3 separate regions of the Mus musculus genome follow, and all the other regions are linked to region 2. A link is a loop called in an ENCODE intact Hi-C map of the cell type or tissue named here. Cell type or tissue: left cerebral cortex. All regions are shown on one strand. Links, peaks and the distances in the headings refer to the core of each region. The heading gives the core; the rest is flanking DNA.

Region 1 (8,157 bases), core at 2,830-5,329, 530 kb after region 2:
GGAGGGGATTAACTGTGCTTCTTGCTATAGCTTCTTTGCACTTACTCTTTCGCTCGCAGCTTCTGGTCTGTGCCAAGAGCCAGTCTCTCTGGGCATCTTGTTTTCCCTCCCACTATGCCAGGTATTGGGCAGCTCACAGGTTCCCATGGAGCCTTGGGGGAGTTTGTGTACCTAAAGCAGTCCGTGTTGAAAGACCTAGCTCCTGGCAGCACTCACTCTCAGCCCCCGTGTAAGTCTGGGGCTTTATGAAGCCACATCACTTTAAGGATTGAACCACAGGCAGACTACAGTCAACTCGGAGATCTGTATTCATTTCCTCAGCTCCGAGCCACTGTGGAGCTCCTGGTGTGACCCAGCATCCTGTACTAGCTGCCAACTTACCACTCTCTTGTCCGGTACTCTCTGGGTAAACACTTTGTAGAGTCGCCAGCTCTTCCCCAGGATAGGGCCAAACACCAAGGACGTCCCAATGCACAGCAAGGACAGTCGTGTCTGCGGGTGAAAGTAGGCAGAAGCAAGAGTCACTAGTGGAACCTTCATCTGTCTGCAGTGTCTCAGGCCCACAGAGGACATGGGGCAGCAAGTAGGACTCAGGGAATATGTCCATAACCTGGATACAGAACTAACGATCTCGGGAAGAGCTGTGAGCAAAGAAACATTATCGAAGTTCAACATGGTGTCCAAAACAAAATCCCACAATGTCTCCTACCTGAATGAGAGCTTCTACTGAACTCCCCTCAAGAGCATCTTGAATCCCAAAAAGGTAAGCGCTGATGTAGGTCAGACAACTGCCCAGCAAGGTCACAACATTCAGATTGGGGCTGGACATCTTCACAATCCTAGGAGGAGATAGAAAGAATGACAATAGCCGAGCTGCTGTGCGCCCCTGTCGAAGACTTGCCAGAGTAATAGTTCTTTCCTGGGAGAAACCCCACTGCAGCCCTGGAACCAGGAGTCACTGGGAAGAGACTGTTTGCTGCCCTCTGAAAAACTTACGGTGTATTTATATTCATTTAAAATAACTAACTCCAGGCCAGGCGGTGGTGGTGCACGCCTTTGATGCCAGCACTCAGGAGTCAGAGGCAAGTGGATTTCTAAGAGTTCGAGGCCAGCCTGGTGTACAGAGTAAGTTCCAGGACTGCCAAGGCTACATAGAGAAACCCTGTCTTGAAAAGCCAAAATAACGTAACATAACATAACTAAGTCCTGCTTTGTTTTATACTATTTTGGCTTTTTTGAGATGAGGCCTAATGTAGCCCAGGCTGGCCTTGAACTGCTGACCTTCTTGCCTTTACCACCCCTGCGTATTTGAGATTTGATTTGTATCTGTGTGTTGGGATCTGAGACGTGTGTCATCATGGCTAATTTACAAAAAGAAAGACAAGCATTTTATGTATATGAATGTTTTGCCCACATGTGTATCACATGTGCACCTAGAGCCCGTGGAGGATGAAAGAAGGTGTTGGATTCCTTAAAACTGGAGCTACAGACATGTGAGCTGACAATGTGCTGGAAACTGAGCCCCGGTCCTCTGCAGGAGCAGCAAGTGCTCTTACTGCTGAGCCATCTCTCCAGCCCCACTGGCTTTTATTTATTTTTATTTTTGAACCCAAACTCTTGTACCTCTTGCTTATATAACCACGGACACCCAGGTGACACCAGAGAAGGGTGGCAGTGAACTTTAGGGCTGATAAGGGACAAGTCAGCGTATGTAAGTGTCATGTCAGTGCAGGTACACTGGAGCTGGGACAGGGTGGAGCTTGCAGAGTTGAGCTGTAAGGGAAGCTGCTATCAGGAAAGAGGCTGGGAGTCTTCACATACACCATTTATTAGACATAAAAATTCCTTTTCTTTCCTTGTTTGACTGAAAAGAGGACGCAGAGGTCCAAAGCAAGGGACGAAGGCAGCATCTTTCCCAGGAGGAGAGCAAACCAAAGTTAGCGGGCAGCAGAAGACTAGAGGGGAGTGTGGCTAACTGGGCTCTCAGACAAACTCTGGGCACCAGCATAGGTTCAGGATATGAATCATTTAACCAAAAGGCGAGGTAAATGAGACTTTCTCTGTGGCATCACCAGTAGGGTTAGCTTCTGCATACCAGAACTTGAGGCCCTTTTCCATTTGCCTCTCACAGACTCCTACACAGAAGCCTTGACTATCTGATGTCCCCTTCTTGACAGCGCACTGGCCAGGGCTTCATAGACACACATCTTCTCTGGCTACATGGCTGACGGGTAGGTCTGCGGCTCTGCTCTTCACTGCATCTACTTGATTTGGACACCACAACTCCATCCTGTTTGCATGATCCAGTATTGCACGAATCCTGATTTGGAATTCTTCCCTTTTCTGACTTAGTGAAGAGGAGCCCAGTTTAGTGATTATTGAAAAAAAACAGACATTTTTCTAGTGTTCACAAGGCAAGCACTGGTGCAAACCCACTGTTCACATTAAATATGCTATGGACCCAGATGTGTATTTTTTGGTATTTTTCTTGAGAAGTTTTACTGACAATATCGCCATAAAAACTGAATGGGAGATGATGAGCCCGCTTTGTTTGGCTGATTGAACACCTGGGCAGGCACTTTGACGCCAATCAGCTCCGATCCAGCAGGTGAATGGCTTGTCTGGGGACTGTCTTTGCCCTGTTGGGAGGCATTCAACCACCAAGTCATCTTACTTTTCTACTGAACTAAATGGTGAATTCTACAAAACTGTATAGTTTTCATTCACCCACAAACACTAATTAGTTTTCACAAAGCCAGGAGATTTAAATAATTATAGTGATAAGACTTGTGTTCCAAGTATGAAGAGTTAAAAGTCTAGACTGGGTGACTTTTTTTTTTTTTTTAAATAAAGATTATGTAACAATCTCTCCTTTTAAAAGGATTATGTAATGATCTCACTTTTATCTTCCTCTTCATTATTGCCTGGAAATGGGAGGCAAGGGCTTTTCTCAATTTACTTTTTCAATTTGTTTGAGTCCAGTAAAGACTCAGTTCATGTAAATAAACATCCTCAGAACTTGTTTAATCCTGCATGGTCACTCCAGGACTCCGACGCCTGTGACAGCCTCCAACTCTCACGTGGGCCTCTGAGCTAAGGGGACTTGGAGTTACTGAATTTGGAAGCATGGTTCAAGGTTGGGGAGCAGGGGAGGGTACATCCTGATATCCTACAGCTACACTAGAAGGAAACTTCCCTTATAGCGTCATGGGGCATGCCTTGTAAGATCCCTGTTGAGTTGATGTGAATGCTAGCTAGCATGGAGTAGTTTTGTTCTGTTTCATTTAACCTGTGTGGGTGTTTGGTCTGCATGCATGTCTGTGCACCAGTTGCCTGCCTGATGCCCTCAGAAGGCAGAAGCAGATGTTAGATTCCCTGGAGCAGGAGTGACAGATGGCTGTGAACCATGTGCTCACTAGGAATTGAACTTGGAGCTTCTGGAATGGCCGGGAGTAGTCCGTGGTCTTGATCACTGAGCTATCTCTCCAGCCCTGCCACTGAGCTTTGATACACCTAAAAACAAATACAGGGTCATTCACAGCTCTGCTGTGCAACAATAAAGATTCCGACGTGGAGAACTTGTTGAATTTCTCCTTCAGTCCGCCGCTTTTGATCTTTGTTATAATGGGATTATAAACCTATGTCGTGCAAAAGTCCAACTTTATCACATTGCATGGTCATGGTGCCACAGGTCTGATCCGTTTGCTGTTTTGCCCGTTTCTAATGTTCGAGTTAAATGATCCGAATTCTGCACACCTCAAACTAATACTAGTGCGACCATTTGTGCTTCAACTGTGCACTGCCCTGCGTCTTTATCCCACTCAAGCCTCCTTCGAGGACCACCCAGAGAGATCAATGACCTTTCAACATCCCAAGCTTAAAATCCTTTAGTCACAATGATTTCATCCTACTTCGCCTCAGGGTCTCTGAATCCTGTGTCTTGTCGTTTGGAATAGATCCACTTCCAGGAACCTTAAACATATATATGTTCTTTTCTCTCCAACTTGAGGTAGGGACTCACTGTGTATCCCTGACTATTCTTGAACTTGCTATGCGTTCCAGGCTGGAATTGAACTCACAGAGATTCACATACCTCTGCTTGACCAGAGCTGGAATTAAAGGTGTGTACCACCACATCTGATCTTTTTAATTTTAAACCACAGTCCATTAAAACTTTAACTCCTTGTCTTCTCCTGAAAGCTGTTTCTCCACCCTCCATCTCCGTTTGCTTGGACCCAAAACCTTGGCGTCATTGTTGACTCTTCCTTCCTTCCCACATCCAATCTGTTGTGAAACCTCATTGGTTCTATTCTTGAAATACAACCAGAACTCAGCTGCTTCTTCTCTACCTCTGCTGCCACCAACTGATCAAAGTCTTCCTTGCAATAGCCTCTCAGCTGCTCTCCCAGCATCTGTCCTGGAACTTCCTTCTCTAAGGCGACTATAAGCCCCTGCCGGTGATCACCAAAGTGCTAGAGATCAGAGGGTGTCATGAACTGGCTTAATGTCCATGCGTTAGACAAGGAGGTCTGCTGGGTAACAGAAGTGGCTTCTGGGTGTCTTTCTGGACTTCTCTGGAATGGCTGAGGCTTCCCTGATGTTACTGCACACAGAAAGACCAGTTATTTTGGGGTCTCTATGTGCAATGCGTTTCTGCAGGCTATGGGTGTTGACCAAGCTGAGTCCTCACTGAGGAGTCTCGTGTGGGTGAGGCTCTCCTGGGCTTTCCTCTCAGCATAGCGATGAAGGAAGCCTGAAAATAAACGAGAGATCCTAACAGGGTATTTGTGAAGCTCTGTGCGCTCTCAGCCTCTGTTTCTAGGAAACCGAAGGGTCTGTGGGAGTATTCATTCACATATGCATGTGCACACGTATGTTCACTTGTCTCCAATGAGATCAGGCTACTCCAAAAGCTCTTTTCCATTGGCGGAATCCTTCCAGGGGAATTCTCCTAGGAAATGCTTTTGTCTAACACACCTCCCAGGTCATGAGGCTCAGCTCTGTGAGGTAGACCTCATCTTTGACCACACAGCTTCCTAACTTTCAGTGGCTGTTAGTGACAGAAGTGAACAGCACACATCACTCTCCCTGGCTTCAGAAAACCTGCTCATCCTGGACCGTCCAGCTGTTTGCAGCTGGACAGGGGAAGTAATAACTTCTTTTATATCCTTAAAGCCTCGAGTGCTGGGTGGGCCTGGCCTCTCTCAGCTCAACTGCTTTTCTGTAGTCCTCAGTGCTTGCACAGATTTATTTTAATCTGGAGAGGGGAAAATTTCCACCCACCAGCCTGTCATTTTGGACCTACAGTCACTGAAGCTATAAAGGACCCGGAAGGACAGGGCTACAGAATAAACCAAACGATTAGCAGTAGTCAAATCCGATGAGACCCAAGACGCCTTCCAGCTCCTTCCTTTTCAAATCATTTGAGCCACTGCGTCTTTCCCCTGCTGCAGGCTTATCAGCAAGCCAGTCACGTGCATTTCTGCCTCACTTCCTTAGCCAGTAAGAACAGACTGACCTGGATTCCAGAGATGTGGTGGATTTTATAGCCCAATCAACCGATCATCCAAATATAAGCTTTAGTTATTAAGCACAAAAGAAAACTTGCCAAACGTCCTGGCCCCAGATTCTCCTTTAGCCGATGGTCTCAGTGTCCTGTGCTTTCCTGGCAGCTCCTCTCATTCATGGCCATTTTTGTGTCAAACATTAATTCCTGAATAGGAACCTATCAAAGCATTAAGAAGTGGGAATGGCAAAGCAGATGGGACAGAACCTCTGCCCTCAGCTCGTGAGGCTACCTCTTCCCCGGGTTTCAACATTTTCACTACAAAGATTCCTTTCTTATTCCTCTTGTAAAATAGAATAAAAATGTAATTCAACACTAACAGTTCTTTTCTCTCTATCCAGGGCAATTTAACACACACACACACACACACACACACACAGTCTCACACACACACACAGTCACACACACACACACACACACACACACACACACACACGAATGGACTCACATACACGTGTATGCAGGCACACTTGTACACCGTGCACGCGCACACAGACACAGACAGACAGACAGACACACACACACATGCACACAGGCATACTTACACACCATGCACGCACGCACACACACACACACACACACACGAGAATATATAGATTTAAATTTTTAAAAATTACATTTCTTTGTGTGTGCGTTGGCATCTGTGTACCATGTCACACATGGAGGGTTCAGAGAACAACTCACAGGAGCTGACTCTGCCCTCCTGTCACGTGAGATCTCAGAGCATCCAGCTTAGTGACAAGTGTCGTTACCTGCTGAGCTATCTCCATGGCCCATATTTCATATTTCAGAATTCATAGCTCTCCTGGGCTACAAACATAAGAGAATACCAATTCAAAACTGCATCCTTGTAAGCATTTTAAAAGCTGAAATACGGAAATTTAGACTTCCATTTCAGAGCAAACGCCTGTTACCTCATTGTGTGGGCTCAGGTGTAGGACAGTAGTGAAAGGGACAGGGAAGACCCCTAGTGAGCAGAAAGGGGAAGCAGAAAGAGCTCTTATTGAGGAAGCCTGCTTCATCTAGGAGTATTATGGTTGCATTTGATAGTGATTTTGAAACCAAACAAAACAACAACAACAAAAAAACCCCAAATTCCCAAATGTGTATTTCCACATCTCACACAATTGAAAAATATTTCAAATGTGCTTTTAAACAGCAAGAGGGGGCAATAGATACATAGGGGGAAAAATTCCCCTTTTCCTCAACTCTTCTACCCGAGGGCTCCAGTTCCAGACAAGTAGCAAATTGTTCACATAGAGATTTCCACTTCCGTTCTCCCTCCCACTGCAACTGTAGGAAAGGCCAGGGGTGACTTCTAGCAAGACTCTTGTAGCACTTCCAAAAAAAAAAAAAAAAAAAACGTCAGAGCAGCCGCCCTGGTTCTAAGTAGGGCAAAAAGCATAGGCAAACACCATTGGCCGACAGAAGTATCCAATCACAAGGCGCCAGCTCCCTGGTGACTTGCAAATCCATCTTTGCTCTCTTGTTTCTCCCTGTACAGTTTTCAGGTTTATTACAGCAGGAGAATGGCCGAGGTGTGTCTGGGAATCTTTGAGGAATGCTGAATTCACGAATACTTGCAAGAATGGTTCTCTATCAGGCCAGAATCTGGGAATTTATGACCCCAGGGCTGAGTCTGGCCTAGCCTTGTACCAATGAGCACCTTGGATTTGGCTCTTTTAGTAGTACCTTATTATGTTATTGAATGCCTGTCAAATGAATTAATCATTAGATTTAGATGGGTGTTAGGGATCCAGGTCTTGGAAAAGTGGGAAAGAAGAGAACCACAAAGGAAACCTGCTTGCTCCCCTCTGCTCTGTCCCCACCAGGGCCCTGAGCCTCTCACCTGGCCCTGACTCCCATTTTAACGTGAAAAGACCTGCCTGTGGGTTTCCACCAGGTGGGGATAATGCTGGCACAGCTGACCCACAGATTCTGACTCTTGTTTCTTTCCCGAATGGGTCCCAGCTTCCCAGGACCCTGCTCAAACCTCCCTGATTAATGAACCCTTTCCAGAGGCCTTTTCTGACCCGGGTTTGCTAACGTGCTGTAACAGTGTTAGTAGGTCACCACTTTTCAGCTGTCTCCTCAAAGGCCCCCGCTTGTCTGGCAGTGTCAGCAAGAGTGATACAGAGGGCCTGCCTGAGGTACACTCAGCCTGTGGTGCCCTTTACAGGGAGTCCCCTGGCTTCAGAACCCGTTGCTGGCTCGGATCTAGAACCTTGGCTGGTTTCCCATTATACCTCCTGATTTTACTCACTGGCTTGAATCCAGTTTGAATTCATGTTGCAGCTGGCTTTTGGTTCTTGGTTTCTGCTATTGTCTAGTGTCCTTAAGCCTTGGCCCCAGTGATGGCTTGGTGGTGTTGGCTCTGCATCTTGACAGACAGGGATTATACCTTCTATCCTATAAGCTGATGGAAAAGGAACAGCTAATTGTGTGTGGGAGTGCATGAGTGTGTATATGAGTGTATATGTGTGTGCGCGCGCACACGTGCACACGTGCACGCTTGTGTGCGCTTGTGTACATGAGTGTACTGCTTGTGGCAGCCAGAAGAGGGTGTTGGATCTTCTGGAGCTGGAGCTACA
Region 2 (8,157 bases), core at 3,561-6,060:
TCTTCCAACAAGGCCACACCTACCCCAACAAGGCCACACCTCCTAACAGTGCCACTCCTTATGGCCACAATTCACACACTTGGGTCTGTGGGAGCCATTCACACACCACAGTGTACCTGAGTAATTTGCTGCTGACATTTCGCTATTGAAGTTTTAGAATAAGGAAAATGTCCAGGTTATCTTGAAACCTCACAGCATTTTAACAAATTGTTTTCAGCAAAGTGCACACCGTGCTGCCACAAGGGGCTTCATCCGGTATGGCTGGCGCTGGAGTTGGAGAACTGCAGTTTTCGTGACCATATTTAAGTAAGTTCTCAGTTGGACAAGACGGTCTTTGTCCTGTTTTGGTGGCGGGTGGAGGTGGGGGAGGTGTCTTGCTGTATCACAGACTGACCTAGAACTCAGTGTAGTCTATGCTGACCTCAGACTGCCTTAGCCTTCCGTGTCCTGGGATTGCAGATGAGTGCCACCGTGCCCGTGTTCTTTGAGGAGTGCATCCTTGGAGCAAGAGGTCTTAAGAAACTGAACACTCACATGAGAATATTCAAAATGCCTTTCCTTTTAAGTGCATGCCTGCATGCGCTGTGTCTGCACACGCCTGCACCATACTGTTCATGCGGCAGTCCAGGACCAACTTACAGTCCTCTCCTTCCACCGTGCAATTACTGGGGAATCGAACTTCGGTTGGGCTTGGCAGCAGGTGCCTTTATCCAGAGTCATGTCACTGGCCCCATAATGCCTTTCTCTTAATAACTTGTATGCATATAATATATAATAATGTTATAATAATATGTACATAATAATATATAAAATAATATACAGACAGAGCTCTACAACTCAGGGTCAAAATCAGGTATAGGGATTTTTTTTTCCATTTTTTTGAGCTGAGTAACGTGCCATGTATCTTAGGCTGAACTTAAATTCACTATGCCCCCAGTCTAGCCTCAAACTTGAAATCTTCTTGCCTTACTCTCCCAAGTCCTGGGGTTACAGTGTGCCACCGTGCCCAAGATTGAATTAGCATCTTGAAGAAAGAAAATTGTGAGCCCTTCTTTATAAGTTGCTGTTTTGAATGAATAATTTGTCCTGGAAATTTTATTGTTGTTACATTCTTCAATAGGTTTACCTAAAAACTCATAGGCATATTAGTCTAGAACATGCTGAAGGGGCCTAGACATGGGCTAGAGATTGAAATCATGGGACTGTTGTTTCTGGTTGTTTTTTGTTTGTTTGTTTGTTTGTTTCCGTTTTTGTTTTTAACATTTTTATTATTTTTTTAAATTTATTTTTATTTTATGCATATTGGTATTCTGCCTACTGTATCCTATGTGTGACTGTGTCAGATTTCCTGGAACTGGAGTTATAGACAATTGTGAGCTGCTGTGTGGGTGCTGGGAATTGAACCTGGGTCCTTTGAAGATCAACCAGTGCTCTTAACCACTGAGCCGTCTCTCTAGCCCCATTTTTGTTTTTTTCAAAGACAGTCTCATGTAGCCTAGTTTGGCTTTGAGCTTGACCTGTAGGTGAGTCTGAGTTTGAATTTCTGGTCCTCTTGCCTCTAAATCAAATGCTTGGATTAGAGGTGTGAGCTACCATGCCTAGTCTGATGTGATGTGGGGTTTGAACCCAGACTTTCATGATAAGGAAGCACTCTACCAACTGAGATACCTTCTTACTTCCTTTTTTTAAAAAAAGATGTGTTTATTTATTATATGTAAGTACACTGTAGCTGTCATCAGACACTCCAGAAGAGGGCATCGGATCTCATTACGGATGGTTGCTGGGATTTGAACTCAGGTCCTCTTTTTTATTTTTTTATTTTTTGGTTTTCGAGACAGAGTTTCTCTGTGTAGCCCTGGCTGTCCAGGAACTCACTTTGTAGACCAGGCTGGCCTCGAACTCAGAAATCCACCTGCCTCTGCCTCCCGAGTGCTGGGATTAAAGGCGTGTGCCACCACGCTCGGCTTGCATGCAGTGTTCTTAACAACTGAGCCATCTCTCCGGGCCTTACCTTCTTACTTCTAATAGGATATTTTGAAACTCATTTCAGTGACAGTAGCAGCCAGGAGATGAATGGCGTGTTCTTTGAGTGAAATGGTTTTCCCTCTTCTTCCCCAGCACAGTGAACACTGGACTAACTGTGTATCGAAATAAAGACGCCATGAGCCATTTTGCCATTGCAGGAGGTAAGGCAGTTTTATTCTCGTTCACATTTTAATTTCAAGTATGTTTAGAACATATAGGATTTATGAATCTGAACTGCAGATTTTTTTGATTGGCTTCACACTGTATCTTTCTCAACATTCATACAAAATGTACTTATGAATAGCCTCATATTTGACCCTTGGTGGTTATTAAAACAGACAGATCTTCCGCTTTCATTAAACGTTGCCCATGAGGACGGGCAAAAACAGATCCTGTGACAGAAAGTGACAAGTAGGTGTGACATGGATATGACATGGATGATGTTGGAGGAGACCTTTCAGATCATTTAAGCTGCCACCGGCAGACTGGGAAGGAGCAAACTGGAGGACAGTGGGCTAAACAGGGCGTCAAGAGGGGCTCTTCCCAGGGTTCTGTGGAAGCAGGGAGCTGTCTCAAGCACAAGGCTGGGAAGTAGCTTGAGGTGAGGCTGGGCTGTGAAGTACAAAGATCAGATTTTCCCATGGCAGGAGTTTGGGTTTCTTTCAAGCCCCATTCCTCTAGCAGTGAGAGACCATTTATGGAGCACAGGACTGCTGACATGCCTTTTATCCCGGCACGTGGAGCTCTCTAGAGAGGAGCACAGGAAATGCTGTAGCCAGGAAATTGTTTAAAACAGTTACAGTCAGGGGCTTCTGTCACCGTTAGCTTAAGGATTTGGTGATGTTTGGGGCCACAAGTTCAAGGCTAATCTAGGCAGAATCTAAAAACTCTATACCTTTAAAAAAACAAAACAGAACCAGAGAGAGCAATGATAGGGATCTGTGTGTGCTCAGGAAAGACGAGTGTGGGCCCTGAAAGCTGCTCTTCTTGGTTGCTTGTAACTTCTTCTGGGCACAGAAAGTAAAAGCCAGGAAAGATAAAGTAAACTGAAGCTTACATGCGTCGTTTTCTAAGCCACGGACAAATGCGTTGGCTAAAGGTAGACACTTTAGTCACAGCTTACAAGGAATTGTTGACTGACTCTTCCCAGGAAGCAGACATGGAAATCATAAAACTCAGAGCAGACATCAGTGCCCGTGCTCCTCAGGAAAACATATATACTGGATCTAGGCAGGCACTCCTGGAGAAGCAGAGCGTGTGAGGGGTGCGGTTCAGCTCCAGGGCTGTCTGCTTTCAAGCTGGGACTCCCAGCTCACAGCCATAATCCAGCACTTGGAGGATGGACGCAGGAAGATCACAAACTCACACTCTTTCTTGTCTGCATAGAGTTTGGCGCTAGCCTGGCCCACATGAGCCTTTGTCTCAAAAAGATAAAAAGTTCATTTTCAACAGTATTAACAGCAAGACATGGAAAAATGGGGTGTGGGGTGGGGGTTGGAAATTGCTACTGAAGGAAACTATCTCTTGGACAGACGTGACAAAGGATCAAGTAATGTCAAAGTGTAATGGTAATGAGTCTTCACGTACAGATAGATAAAGATAGGAAATTAGACAGTAGTCAAAGTAGCTGGTGTTGCTAATGCAGCGGTGGGAGTTAAGTAACAGTTCACTGCAGGACTAGGGCTAGGACTCAGTGGGCAAAGCACTTGCCATGCAGATGGAAGGGCCCGAGTTCAAATCCTCAGAACCCTGTGGGAGCTAGATACACAGCATAGGTGTCTGTGATTCCAGCGTTCCCACTGGGAGATGGGATGTAGAGACGGGGGGTCCTTGGACAGTTAGGGTGGAAAAACAACAGAGTGACCCTCGTCTTGAGAATGAGGAGCCATATCTGAAGTTGTCCTTTGAACTTTACATACATGCTGTGGTATATATGCACACATGCACATGAACGTGCATCATACACAAACACAAATGTACATTTTTACACTCACAAAAGTATTAAAAATTTGCTAAAGAACTCAACTGTAGATTTAAGCAAGCAGAGGGAAGCATCGTCCAGGCATGGTGTCTTCATAGCTGTAAACTCAGCGACTGGAAGGTAGGGGCAGCAGATGCCTCATGCTTGAGTGCAGTGTGGGCTGGAGAGTAGCAGAATGTGTGGAAAACAGTTTTTGTTTTCTGTTCTTTAAGAAAGGGTTTCTCCATGTAGCCCTGGCTGTCCTGGAACTCACTCTGTAGACCAGGCTGGCCTCGAACTCAGAAATCCATGTGCTTCTGGCTTGGAGCCATCCCAAGTTCTGTACTACCAGCCCAGCTATAAATTTTTTTTTTTAAGGAAGACAGTTGAAACAAGATCAGTATAGAAAAAGTAAATGAATATATAATAGTTAAATAGAAGTATAAACCTCAAACTAAACACCTAAAGTTTTTTACCACCTAAGATGGCATTAGTTGTAAAGAGGAAAGATAGCTGGGATGTATTAGTGCAGTTGGTGGAATGCTCCCGTCCTATGCACTGCTCTCTGGGTTTATTCCTCAGCACCACACACACTCTAGGTGGTGGTGCATGGCTACTGTACACTCAGAAATAAGAAAGTAGAGGGCAGAAGGTCAGAGGTTCAAGGTCATTCTCAGCTCCCTGCTGAGTTTGAAGCCAGCATGGGTTATAAAGCTGTGTCCTAGAATTGGAATTCTGGTGAGAAGAGGTGCACTCTGTGTATTGACCAGCAGGTGGCACTGTATGCTAAATGCTGCCTCTGCAGGTCTGCCTGATGCACAGTTTAGTACCCTAAGCAGTACAGACCAGTGAGGCTAGGAGAAGGCATAGTCTTCTGGGGCAGGTGAAGGGCTTTGTTGTTACTGTTGCTTGTTGTCGATGGTCGGGCACTTGGAAGGCAGAAACAGGCAGAACTCTTGTGAGTTCGAGGCCAGCCTGGTCTAAAGAGCAAGTTGCAGGACAGCCAGATCTATACAGAGATATTTATCTGGTAGGGGAACAGAGATGTGGGGGATGAAAGAGGTGAAAGGTGTGGAGGAAGGTGAAATAAACTGTCAACTTTTAAGAAGAAATGGGAAAGAAAAGACTGGGATTAGTGCCATAGGAGGGACTGAGGGTTCATACTTACAAAATGTTTTCTTTCTGACTGTAAAGCAGGCAGAAAGTTACCTTCATGGCTGTTACTACATCATTCATGCTGGGTTCAGAAAGCTCACTTACAGGTCTGTGTTTTTTGTTTTCTGTTTTTGTTTTTTTTAAACATTTATTATATGTAAGTACACTATAGCTGTCTTCAGACACACCAGAAGAAGGCGTCAGATCTCATTACAGATGGTTGTGAGCCACCATGTGGGTGCTGGGATTTGAACTCAGGACCTTTGGAAGAGTAGTTGGTGCTCTTAACCACTGAGCCATCTCTCCAGCCCGAGGTCTGTGTTCTTACTGTGAGAAAATAGAAGTGCAGCATCTAAAGATGATTTAATATTGTTTTCTTTCCCCTTTTTAATAGCTGTCACAGGAGGTCTTTTCAGAATAAACTTAGGTGTTCGAGGCCTGGTGGCTGGTAGTATAATTGGAGCGTTGTTGGGGTAAGTGTTCACTTGGTTTAGCCTAACTGTCTGTCTACTAAAGAGAATAACTATAAAGAGCAAATTTAGTCCTCCGAGACTTTAAAAGATATATGTCTTATGTCAACAAGGGCTGTGACTATTCAATTCCTTATTGGAGGGGGGAGAGGTTCTGAGAGGATTGAACCCAGGACAGCCAGAGCTACATAGTCATGGGGCTCTCTGTTCAGTTCCATTGCAGCTCTTTCCCATGTGATGAAGTAGACAGGTCATGTGAACATCCCGTCAGTCATCCTGTCCCCAGCTGTCTTTGCTGCAGTGCTTTTGACACTGCCTTGACATCCTTGCGCCTCGGTTTTTGGGAAGGCGCTTACAAAGACAGTCTAGTCCTGCCATCCTCGTGTTTTCCCGTTGACGTTCTTCTGAGTGGGTTACCCTTCCTCTCTGCTTTCCTACCCACCCACCTTCCGACCACTCTGTCAGGGTTGGGAGACACTGTAAATTACGGTTTTCTTTTCTGGAGGGAGGGGACAGAGAGGTTTGAGATGCTCTGTAGGCTAGGCTAGACTTGACCTTGTTATCATCCTTGATTTCCTGAGTGCTAAGATTATAAGCATGATATATCATGCATAGCTAGATTTATGGACTTTACAGGTTTGTTTTTTTTTTTGTTTTTTTTTTTTTTCAAGACAGGGTTTCTCTGTATACCCTTGGCTGTCTTAAAACTTATTCTGTACACCAGGCTGGCCTTAAATTCACAGAGATCTGCCTGCCTCTGCCTCCTGAGTGCTTGAATTAAAGGCATGTGCCACCATGCCCGGCTGATATGTCTCTACCTCCCCAGCACAGGAGTCCCCTGTCTCCACCTCCCCAGTACAGGAGTCCCCTGTCTCCACCTCCCCAGCACAGGAGTCCCCTGTCTCTACCTCTCCAGCACAGGAGTCCCCTGCCTCCACCTCCCCAGCACAGGAGTCCCCTGTCTCCACCTCCCCAGTACAGGAGTCCCCTGTCTCCACCTCCCCAGAACGGGAGCGCAGGCACATGCTGCCACACCTGACTTTTTATATGGATGCTGGGCATCCAAGCTCAAGTCTCCTCTCCAGGCCCTAATGAAGTTGTTTTGTTTTTTGGTTTTGATATTTATTTATTTTTATTTCATATATATATATATATATATATATATATATATATATATATATACATACATATATATATGTATGTATGTATCATTAGGTCCCTTGGAAGCAGTATAAATTAAACCTGGGTCCTCTGCAAGAGCTATAAGTGCTCTTAACTGCTGCCCCTAAATCAGTCTCTTAGGATGGACCTGGTGACATAGCAGCTGTCAGGTATACCAACCAGACTCTAGAGTATGAAGATGTTTAATGACTCTGTCCCTCAAAGCTAGTAGTTTCCTTCTTCCACCAAAGGATTCCCATCCATGTCTTCCTCTCCAGGGCTGGTGCTATATGGATAAACTAGTCCTTGCATTTCCACTCTCTGTCTGTGTGTCTGTGTGTCTTTTTAACTACGTATTGATTGTGAGCTTCCATCATGCTCCCCAGTCTCACTTGTCTCCCCACCCCCTGGTATCCACCCTTGCCCTTGCAGCTTCTTCCTCCCCCAGTAAAAAGCACAAACAAGACAGGAAATACAGCAACACACAGAAAGCACCGTGGAAGCTGTGGTGTGTCACAGTGTCACACAGTACACCCCTCTGCCCACACACCTTCGTTTGCAGATGTTCACTGCAATGAGTCATCGTTCTGGTTTGAGATCTCTGGCTTCTGTGACACCCTCAGTATTGGATTCTCAGGAGGACTCCTCCAGGTTATCCTGTGGTTGTCCTGTGTCATGGAGGTCCTGCAGCTTTGGATCAGTAGGACTGACCTTTACATGTGCCCTAACGGTTCACAGAAGATACAGAAGTTAGGGTGGCCCAACTCAGAATCCTACATCTAGACCAGGGTGCTAGCTGACCTGGTCAGCCCCTGGCTACTTGTCTTCTATCTAAGCCACCCAGTGCTGCCATTGGCAGGAGGCAGGGTCAGCTCTCCCACTCTCATGCCCTCATGTCTCCAGAGCCAGTGCCATTGTGCCCAGTCAAGGTGTGGGGCCCACTCTCCCAAGTGCTGCTCCTTCTCTCATGCTGTAGGAGCTGGTTCACCCACTCCCTCTCCACCAGGATTAGCTCTATTGTGCTGCCCAGGCTAGATGCAGGGTCCACTTTCCCACCAGTGAGAGGCAGGCTCAGCTTTCCCACTCTGTGACCTCTGGGCCAGCTCTCCCAACTACCACAGGAGGTGAGGGGTAAGGGGTGGGAGGGCATCACCCCCTTTCCCACCCCACATCACAGCAGATGAGTGGCAGGGCCTGCTCTCTTATGTTCACACCCACTGGACCAGCTCACCTGCTCCCCCTCCACCAGGGCCGACTCTACTGTGCTTCCCAGGCGAGGTGCAGGACCTGCTCTCCTGAGTGCTGCAGCCAGCGAGGGGCAGGGTCAGCTCACCAGCTCTCATGGCAGAGGACATGATTTAACAAACAAACAAACAAACAAACAAA
Region 3 (8,157 bases), core at 3,573-6,072, 210 kb after region 2:
ATACTTACCAGACTGAAATTCCCTGCCAACAGCAGGATTAGAGGACCCAAATTTGGTCCCCAGCACCCAGGTTGGGTGGCTCACAACCGTCTGTAACTCCATCTCTGGGGGATTTGATACTTCTGGCCTTTGAGGGCACCTGCATTTATGAGCACTACCTACAACATATACATATAAAAATTTAAAAGATGAAATAATTAAGAAAAAAAAGTCTTTCTCAAATCTCCTTGAGGGCCTAAGGAGAAGGATTTGGAGTTGGGGGATATTGAATGTTGGAGACCCAGGGGAGAAATGTCAGTGCGCTGGTCCTCAGCTTTTTCACGTAATACTGATTTCTTTATATTTATGTTTGGTTACTTCTACATCTATACAGAGAATGAACACTTGGATCCTTTGCTTCGCTTCTTTTTCTGACTGTCTCTCTCTCTCTCTCTCTCTCTCTCTCTCTCTCTCTCTCTCTCTCTCTTTCTTCCCCCACCCCTTCTCTAAGACTTTTTATGCAGCTCTTGCTATCCTGGAACACTTAATGTAGACCAGGCTGGTTTCAAACTCACCGAGATCCACCTGCCTGTGCCTCCTGATAGGTGTGATTAAAAGTGTGCACCGCCATACCTGGCTTTGTTTCTCCTTTTCAAATAAGAGAACCATGTGTTTTACACATATGCTTTACCCAAGTCTAAGACATAATTATAGGTCATTTGAAATGATCTTATTTTTTAATAAAGATTTATTGTATTTTGTCTGTCTCTCCCCTCCACCATGTGTGTGTGTGTGTGTGTGTGTGTGTGTGTGTGTGTGTGTGTGTACAGAAGCAAGAAGAAGGTATCAGATCTTCTGGAGCTGAGGTTGCAGGTGATTGTAAACTACCTGCCTGACATGTGTGCAAGGCAGCAAACGTGGGTCCCATGGTCCTTGCTGAGCCTTCTCCCTAGCCCAGTTTTCTTACAGTGCATGCCAAGTTCAAGGCAGTACATTAAGCATTAGAAACTGCACATTATCTTAATCTCGTATAAGAGCTATAAGTGTGTTCTCATTTTTATGTAAAGGAAATTAGTGGTTGGAAACAGATGACTTGCAGGGTTGAGTCCTGACAGATGTGGCCTCAAAGCCCCTGTTTGTTCAACCATATTACTGCAAAGTGGAGTGCCCTGCTATGTAAGCTTCCCTATGTAAAGTTATCAATATCTGAAGAGTAAGGAATACATAGTAGTTTTTATTTTTCCTTTGGTGATAAGGTCTCATATATTACGTAGCCCGGGCTGGCCCTGAACTAGCAATCTTCCTGCCTTAGCCTCTTAAGTGCTGGGCTTACAGGCATGTGCCACCATGCCTAGTTTCTGGTACATCTTACTGTCCTTAACTGTAGCCGTATGGTTTAGAAGAAATGATCTGATAATTCCTTTGTGTGCGTCTCCTTCTGAAAGTGAGGCTCTTAATGATAGTCTCTCTTATGATTGTGGTTGAATTAAATAAGGGCCCACATATCAATTGCTTAAAACAGTCTCTACCACCATTTAAGGACAAATGCAGATTGCTGATGTCACTGTCCTTATCAACATGAATGCCTGTCCTTTCCAAGGGCTGCAGCACTTGCTGTCTGTCTGTCTGTCTGTCCTAAGGCTTGGTGATATATGTTCCTAGGGTTTGCACTCAGGACCGCCTTCTAAGCTCACAGTCTTACGTATTTTCACCATCGGCAGTGAATCTGTTGCTTCCGGGCTGTGGTGAGGCAGAACAAGGACAGAAGAGTGGAGCTGTGGACGTACATGTACATCCTGCTCTCTGAGAACGAGAAAGGAGTGGTCCAGAGCCAAGAGGTGCCCTTCAGCAGCACGCTGCAGGGCACTTCCTCTCAGTCCACACAACCAAGACTCATCAATGGAGTCTTTGTTTTGTGAATTTTATTATCCTAAGAAAGCTTTTTAAAATCCAAAACATTGCACACCAAAGTTAACCAGATCCAAAGTCCATACAATCCAACGAACCTGTGCCAAGTTAGATTTGGCATTTGGATTAACTCGTTGGTGAAACCAGAACCTTGATGACCCAATTATCTCTCAGTAGTGCCACAGCCGGTGACCAAGCCTTCAGTGGAAGAACACTTGAGATTTAAAAGGTCTGCTCTACTTCTAAGAGTGTCCTTCTAAAACACACCGCGAGTCATTTTTATTGAGTACAGTGTTAGCCCAAAGCAGAAAATGTGCGTTTTAGAAATTTACGGGGTTCTTCCCCCACTTACTCCTCTCTTATAAACACTCACTGAGGGATGGTTTCAAGCAGGAAATTAAAAGGTCCTCTCTTGCTTTGGTCCAGTGAGGAATGCGCAGCGGAAGCACATCCTGGCAGCCCATGAGATCATTCACAGCAACACCGAAACGATGCTGGAGGAGCAAGTCTATAAGGAACTGCAGTCAGAGGACTTTGAGCTAGAGGAGGAGGCTGAGAGCCTAGACTCTGAGGTGCCAACTGTCTCAGTCTCTAAAACATCAACTATAAAACCTACTCAGGATGAGGGAGAAGGCTAGGTGAGTCTACCTTTCCACCCGGAAGGAAGTCTTGGAGGAGGGGAAGCAGCTCCATTCAGCCTTGGGCACTACTTCAACCAAGTGTGGCATGAGCGGACTGTCTGTTGTTAAAACAGAACAACAACAACACAATGAAAACGAAGCACTTTCACTAAAACTGGCTCACCTCATCTAGGTTAGGGTACCTATCGTTGAGTTTATTAGACAGTTAGAGTTGGCTCTATTGAAACTTAACTCTTGCAATCTAAAAAATAAGACTATTGGTTATTTGGGGGGAGGTCATTTTAGCCTATAATGTACTCCATCACAAATAAAGCATCATGGAATGTGTGGACGTTGTTTGTAAAGCTTTTTCTCAGAGGCGGACAAGGTAAATCCTGGAGCACCATTGTTCCTTATCAGCACAGACACAACGTGACATAGAAACTGTCAGGTTCAACCTAAATGTCTGCAGTGCACTCCAGGGACTGGCGTTGGGCTCAACTAAATGTTTGTATGCACAGAGTTAGAGTAGTCCACATTTGGCACAGGCAGCAGGATATAAGACAGAACACATTGGGTGAGCACAGGACCTGCCTGCTGTACAAGCCTTGCAACCCAGAGGTTAGAATCTCCTGTAATAATTTTGCGGGCACAGTTTCCAGAGGCCCCCCCAAATAGATATTCCTACTTATAAAACTGCACTGAGAGAGGCTCACAGCTGTGATTCCCCAGTGGGCACTAAGAGTGTTGTTTGCAAGTCTTCCCCATACAGGTGCAGTTTACCCATCAGGGGCCATTTTTACCTGAAGTAGTTAGTTGCTAGGTAACACAATTGACCCATTGCACAGTATCTATCAGTAGAAGAGAGCTGAAGAGTCAGTCCATTGAAAGGAAAGTCCTGCATGACCCATGGTAGATATATACGATATTTGTCGATGAATAATAAAATTGTTAAAAAAAAAAATGTTCACAGTAAGCCAGAGAACCAGAGAGAATCGGAAACAGTGCTAACGACCTCCAGGGTCTGAATGGCACGTTTTTTTCCAAACGAATTTTGCACAGAACACATTATAGAAGAGAAAGCAGGGTGCAGAGAGAGGGGATTCCTCAGGGGCAAGTGATCATGGTCAAAATACATTCACTTCAAGTCCTTATGAAAACGCCACAATGGAGCCCGTCTTGTCCAGTGATGCACAGCAATGAGCAACTAACAGTAATAGGAAACTACTCTTCATACACAGGCCTGTTCCCGAGTTTTGTAAGAGTAAAGAGGATGAACTGCACATATTTAAAACTTACAAATCAATCTCACACACTATTAGATAACTTGTGTTCTACCCCACCAGCTCTGAAGATAACTTTAAAAGGGATTGTGGGGAGGAAAAATATATGTGATATGAATAGAAACCAGATTGTATATTAAGATTACAAGGGAAATTGAACAAACCAGAGGGAGCAAGCCAGGGGGAGCAAGCCAGAGGGAGCCAGCCAGGGGAAACAAGTAACCCAGGAGGAGCAAACCAGAGGATGAAGCCAGTAAGCAGCATTCCTCCACGGATTCTGCCTCAAGTTCTTGCCTTGCTGGAGTTCTGATTTGATTTCCCTCAATGATGGATGGTGTCCTGGAAGAGCAAGTTAAATAAACCTTCCCTCCCCTAAGTTGCTTTTTTTTTTTTTTTTTTTTTTTTTTTTTGGTTTTTCGGGACAGGGTTTCTCTGTGTAGCTCTGGCTGTCCTGGAACTCATTTGTAGACCAGGCTGGCCTCGAACTCAGAAATCCGCCTGCCTCTGCCTCCCGAGTGCTAGGATTAAAGGCGTGTGCCACCACACCCGGCCCCTAAGTTGCTTTTGATCATGGTATTTATCACAGGAACAGAAAGAAAAGTAGGGCATATGTCCCCCCCAAACAACCACCACAACAGAACAAAAATAAAAACCAAAGAGGAGATCACCCCTCTGAGTCTACCCCATGGCACCTCTGTGCCCTGGAGGTCCTTGGACCACCCTGCTCCCTTCCTTTGGCTTCACCTGAACTTGCACCATTAGTGTGTCATGAATTTAGTTGGCTATCTGAGTTTTCCTTTTTCTTTTCTTTTTTTTTTTTAATTTATGGTTTTGTTTATGTTTTTATAAAATTGACCAAGGACGCTGACTGCCTAGGCTTGCCTCTGGTGGATGGTTCAGGAGCTCCTAGTGCTGGTTGCAGGGGAAGAAAGTTTGAGCAGAGGTCAGGACTCCAGTTTCTCCTCCTTTCCAGCCATGCGTGGGAGTGACTCAGGTCCTCTCTGGGCCTCCAGTCTGGGGTTCTTAGTAACTACCACAAACTGGGTGTTTAAACTGGCTTCCAAATAAAGCCCTACCCAGATAAATGTTGATGCCTGGCAGCCCTGCAGTCTTCTTATGCCACCTAGAGCTCAGGACAGCATCTGCAGAGGAAGAGAGACCAGACAATCCCTCAGGAACCGAAGAGCATTTCTCTCCTTTGGGAAGTTCCTCATTTGTCCTGGATTCCCTGTTTCTGCTGTAAATAACTTGCCATTTTTATAGGAGAGGTGAATAGAGACCTTTGTATGCCAGAAGAGCCCCGAGAGATGATAAAAGCTGTAATAATTTACCCGTGACCCCAGGACTTCTGGTGAGGTGCCCTGCCCATTCTGGAATCCTGCCCATTCATCTCAGTACAGAAAAAAAAAAGACCTGCTTCCACTCGTGGAAATAAGTGTCCCTTGTCAGGCTTCCCAGATATGCAAGCCCCCAGGGCCAAGGACACCCCGATGATGTCCTGCTACCCCAGAGCCCACTAGACAGGAAGCTTCTAGAAGGGTCCGAGAGAAGAGAAAACTCTCAGACAGTTCCTGGTAGTCCCAGCCAGCTTTCTGTCCTGTGGTTGGAACTGCAAGGTCATACCTGTCTCGAAGCTATTTCCTCCCTCTCTCTCATATCAACAAGCCAGTGTCATGTGTGTGGCCTTTTCCTTACTTTCACGTAAACTGCTTCTGTCCAGGAAATTAACTTAGGGAAAAAAAGTGTTAGGAGCTATAGATTCAAAGGCACTTTACCTCTAGAGGCAAAATCACCCTCAGAGAGGCAAACATTGGCCCAGAATTACTTAGAGCAAACACTTAAAACACACTTCCCCTCCCTTACATGTTTTACAGTGAAGACAACTATGAAAAAAATAGGAAGGGGATATAACAAGAGTAAATACGGTAATCTGGTCATTGCTAGCTCGGGTGCTGGACTTGGGACTTGGGAGTGCCAACTGGGGCCCCTTACTACATTGGACCTGGGGTGTACTGTGGGCAAGAACAAGTATGGTTCCTATGCCTGTGGACAACATAGCCTAAGGTTAGCTGAGGGTGAGAATCGGGGATAGATACTGCTCTTTTGTCTACTTGGATGGTCAGCCTCTCCCTAGGGGCCTGACCTTGGCTCATAGGAAACACTGAGGACTTAAGCTGAGATCTCCATGTGCAGCCAGGTAGCCACGGCAGGTGTGCTGAGCTCTGGGCAGAACCATCGTTCCTGATTCTTCAAGGTGGACCCCAAGGGGGAAATCCAACAAAAGCAGTGGCCCCCAGACAGGTATGATCTTTCCTTCTTTCTCTTTCTAAGAGTCAGATGCCCTCTGCCTCTGAACAGAAGGCTGAGGGGGATACAAATGAGGTCGGAGGTCAGCAATGTGAAGGAGTATGGAGGACAATGACACCTTTTTCTCTCCTCTTCTCCTTCCTGGGTCAAACAAAGCATGAAGACAGTTGTGGAGCCAAGGTGCTCTGCTACCTGGCCTACACTTGTGTTGCCAGGAAGCATCACAACAGAAGCCTTGTGTATGTGACATCGGGCATTAGATAGGCAGCCGAGCCCCTTCTGTGACAGGGTTGGAGTCCCTGACCTAGGAAACACCGCTGCTGAAGACCATGAGAATCAGGAACTATTAGCACTGGCTCCCAGAGCTTGTCAGGTTAGTGCTGGCAGCCCCCGGGGACATAGACAGCGGCAGGATGGTCACGAGGCCTCACATTCTCATTAGCGGTGTCTCAGTACACACTATATCCGTGTACAGTGGTCGGCTTTAGACTCTGTTTGTCAGAGTCATTCCCGTTATGTTCAGTACCCTAGGTCCCATCTCTGCTCCATACAACAGCCCGAGGCGCAGGCTAGAGACATGGCTTTAAGGCTCCTCCACATCCAGGAGCTACCTTAGGAGATGCCTTCAAGGCCACCAAACCTTCCCTCTGTGCTTCAGGTGTGGCATTGTCCCTTGCACGTGCATGACTGTTTTTCATTGCTGCCGGGAAGGCAAAGGACCACCACACAGATGAAAAGTGGCTGAATTATCTACACTGAGAGGAATCCTTGGTCTCTAATGACTTGGCCAGAGTCTAAAGTATTCCAAGTAAGGCCTCTGAAGCCTGGCTTACCCTGTTCATTAATAGACTTTTTTGAATACACAAAAATACTTGCTTAAAAATGCTTTATTTATATAATAAATGTAATCTAAACTGGGATCACCAAGTTATAGCTCATGGGCCAAATCTGGCCCATCAGCTATTTTTTTTTTTAATCAATAAAGTCGTACTAAAACACAAAGTCGTGAGGCTGGTTTTGCCCCATAACAGCGGAAGCAAATGGTTCTACATAGAAGATGTCGCCGACTCGTCTACAGGCAATCTGCCTGATGCTAAATGACTGGGAAATAAACACAGTCGACCACTGCAAAGCCAATTAGACTGGTTTTGTAGGTGGCCACTGTTTAAACTGTCAAGCGACTCATGACTGATTGCATGCTCAGTAAAATGCAGTGTAAATACAGCTAACTGCTTCTCCTAGTCCCTGTCTCCCACCAAAGCAACTGGCATGGTGTGTGTATACCAGACCACAGTCTTTGCATCTATGTCTGTGTTCACGTACAAACCAACCCAACTGCCATGTGATTTTTCCACCGTGCAGGACTTAGAGATCTTCCCCATCCACATAGAACCTTGCCCTGTTTAACTGCTTTAGGATTTAAGTGTTTATTTTTAAAGTTTTTGTTACAAGCATCTATTCAGTGTGTATGTATGTGCGAGCATACCTGCCATGGCATGCGTGTGGGAGGTCGGAGGATAAATGGCAGAAGTCCATCCTCTCCTTCCACCATGTGGGTTCCAGGGAAGGAGCTTAGGTCTTCACGCTTGATGACTTCCCTGTACATGTTCACTACTTCTGCTTCTTACAACCTTTGTTTCTTTCTTCTTTTTAAAATTGGATATTTTCTTTATTTACATTTCAAATATTATCCCCTTTCCCGGTTTCCCTCCCTCCTGGAAACACCCTATCCCATTCTCCCTCCCCCTGCTTCTATGAGGGTGTTCCTCCACCTCCCCACCCACCCACTCCCACCTCCCCACCCACCCACTCCCACCTCCCCACCCTCGATTCCCCTACACTAGGGCATCTATCGAGCCTTCATAGGACCAAGGACCTCTCCTCTCACTGATGCCTGACAAGGCCGTCCTCTGTTATATATGCAGCTGGGGCCTTTGTTGTTAGCTTAGTCCCTGGGAGCCCTGGGAATTCTGGTTTTTGATATTGCTGTTCATCTTATGGTGTTGCAAACCCCTTCAACTCCTTCAGTCCTTTCTCTAACTCCTCTATTGGGGACCCTG

What was found. Hi-C counts contacts between places; a loop is a spot of excess contacts. Peaks named below come from ENCODE experiments on the same cell type or tissue, not always from the same donor. Only the 100,000 strongest peaks of a DNase experiment are listed, where the experiment ranks them.
Region 1: it touches region 2 in a loop (2.9-fold over the local background); 5 of 42 quality-filtered maps call a loop at or near these places.
Region 3: a loop joins it to region 2, with 10 times the contacts of the local background. A loop is called at or near these places in 4 of 42 quality-filtered maps.

What each region holds. Positions count from the first base shown.
Region 1 is chr16:37,971,341-37,979,497 of GRCm38, reverse strand. Gpr156 (G protein-coupled receptor 156) reads right to left here. Exons shown (of 10, transcript NM_153394.2): 4 at 710-839; 5 at 382-492. It overlaps Gm36225 (a long non-coding RNA gene), which reads left to right. Exons shown (of 5, transcript XR_876064.2): 4 at 551-763; 5 at 2,132-2,509. Among named protein-coding and RNA genes, the nearest start is that of Gm36225, 13 kb to the left of the region's middle. In left cerebral cortex, for the core only: a CTCF peak has its summit at 4,370 (motif pointing left); DNase peaks (open chromatin) are centred at 4,335 and 4,810; H3K4me3 peaks cover 304 bases; H3K27ac peaks cover 936 bases.
Region 2 is chr16:38,502,868-38,511,024 of GRCm38, reverse strand. Timmdc1 (translocase of inner mitochondrial membrane domain containing 1) reads left to right here. Exons shown (of 7, transcript NM_024273.2): 3 at 218-306; 4 at 2,119-2,186; 5 at 5,535-5,613. Among named protein-coding and RNA genes, the nearest start is that of Timmdc1, 16 kb to the left of the region's middle. In left cerebral cortex, for the core only: a CTCF peak has its summit at 4,755 (motif pointing right); a DNase peak (open chromatin) is centred at 4,754.
Region 3 is chr16:38,292,452-38,300,608 of GRCm38, reverse strand. Nr1i2 (nuclear receptor subfamily 1, group I, member 2) reads left to right here and starts at 5,785. Exons shown (of 9, transcript NM_010936.3): 1 at 5,785-6,091. Maats1 (MYCBP-associated, testis expressed 1) reads left to right here. Exons shown (of 17, transcript NM_001081025.1): 17 at 2,314-2,855. The coding sequence ends at 2,525. In left cerebral cortex, for the core only: a CTCF peak has its summit at 4,917; a DNase peak (open chromatin) is centred at 4,906.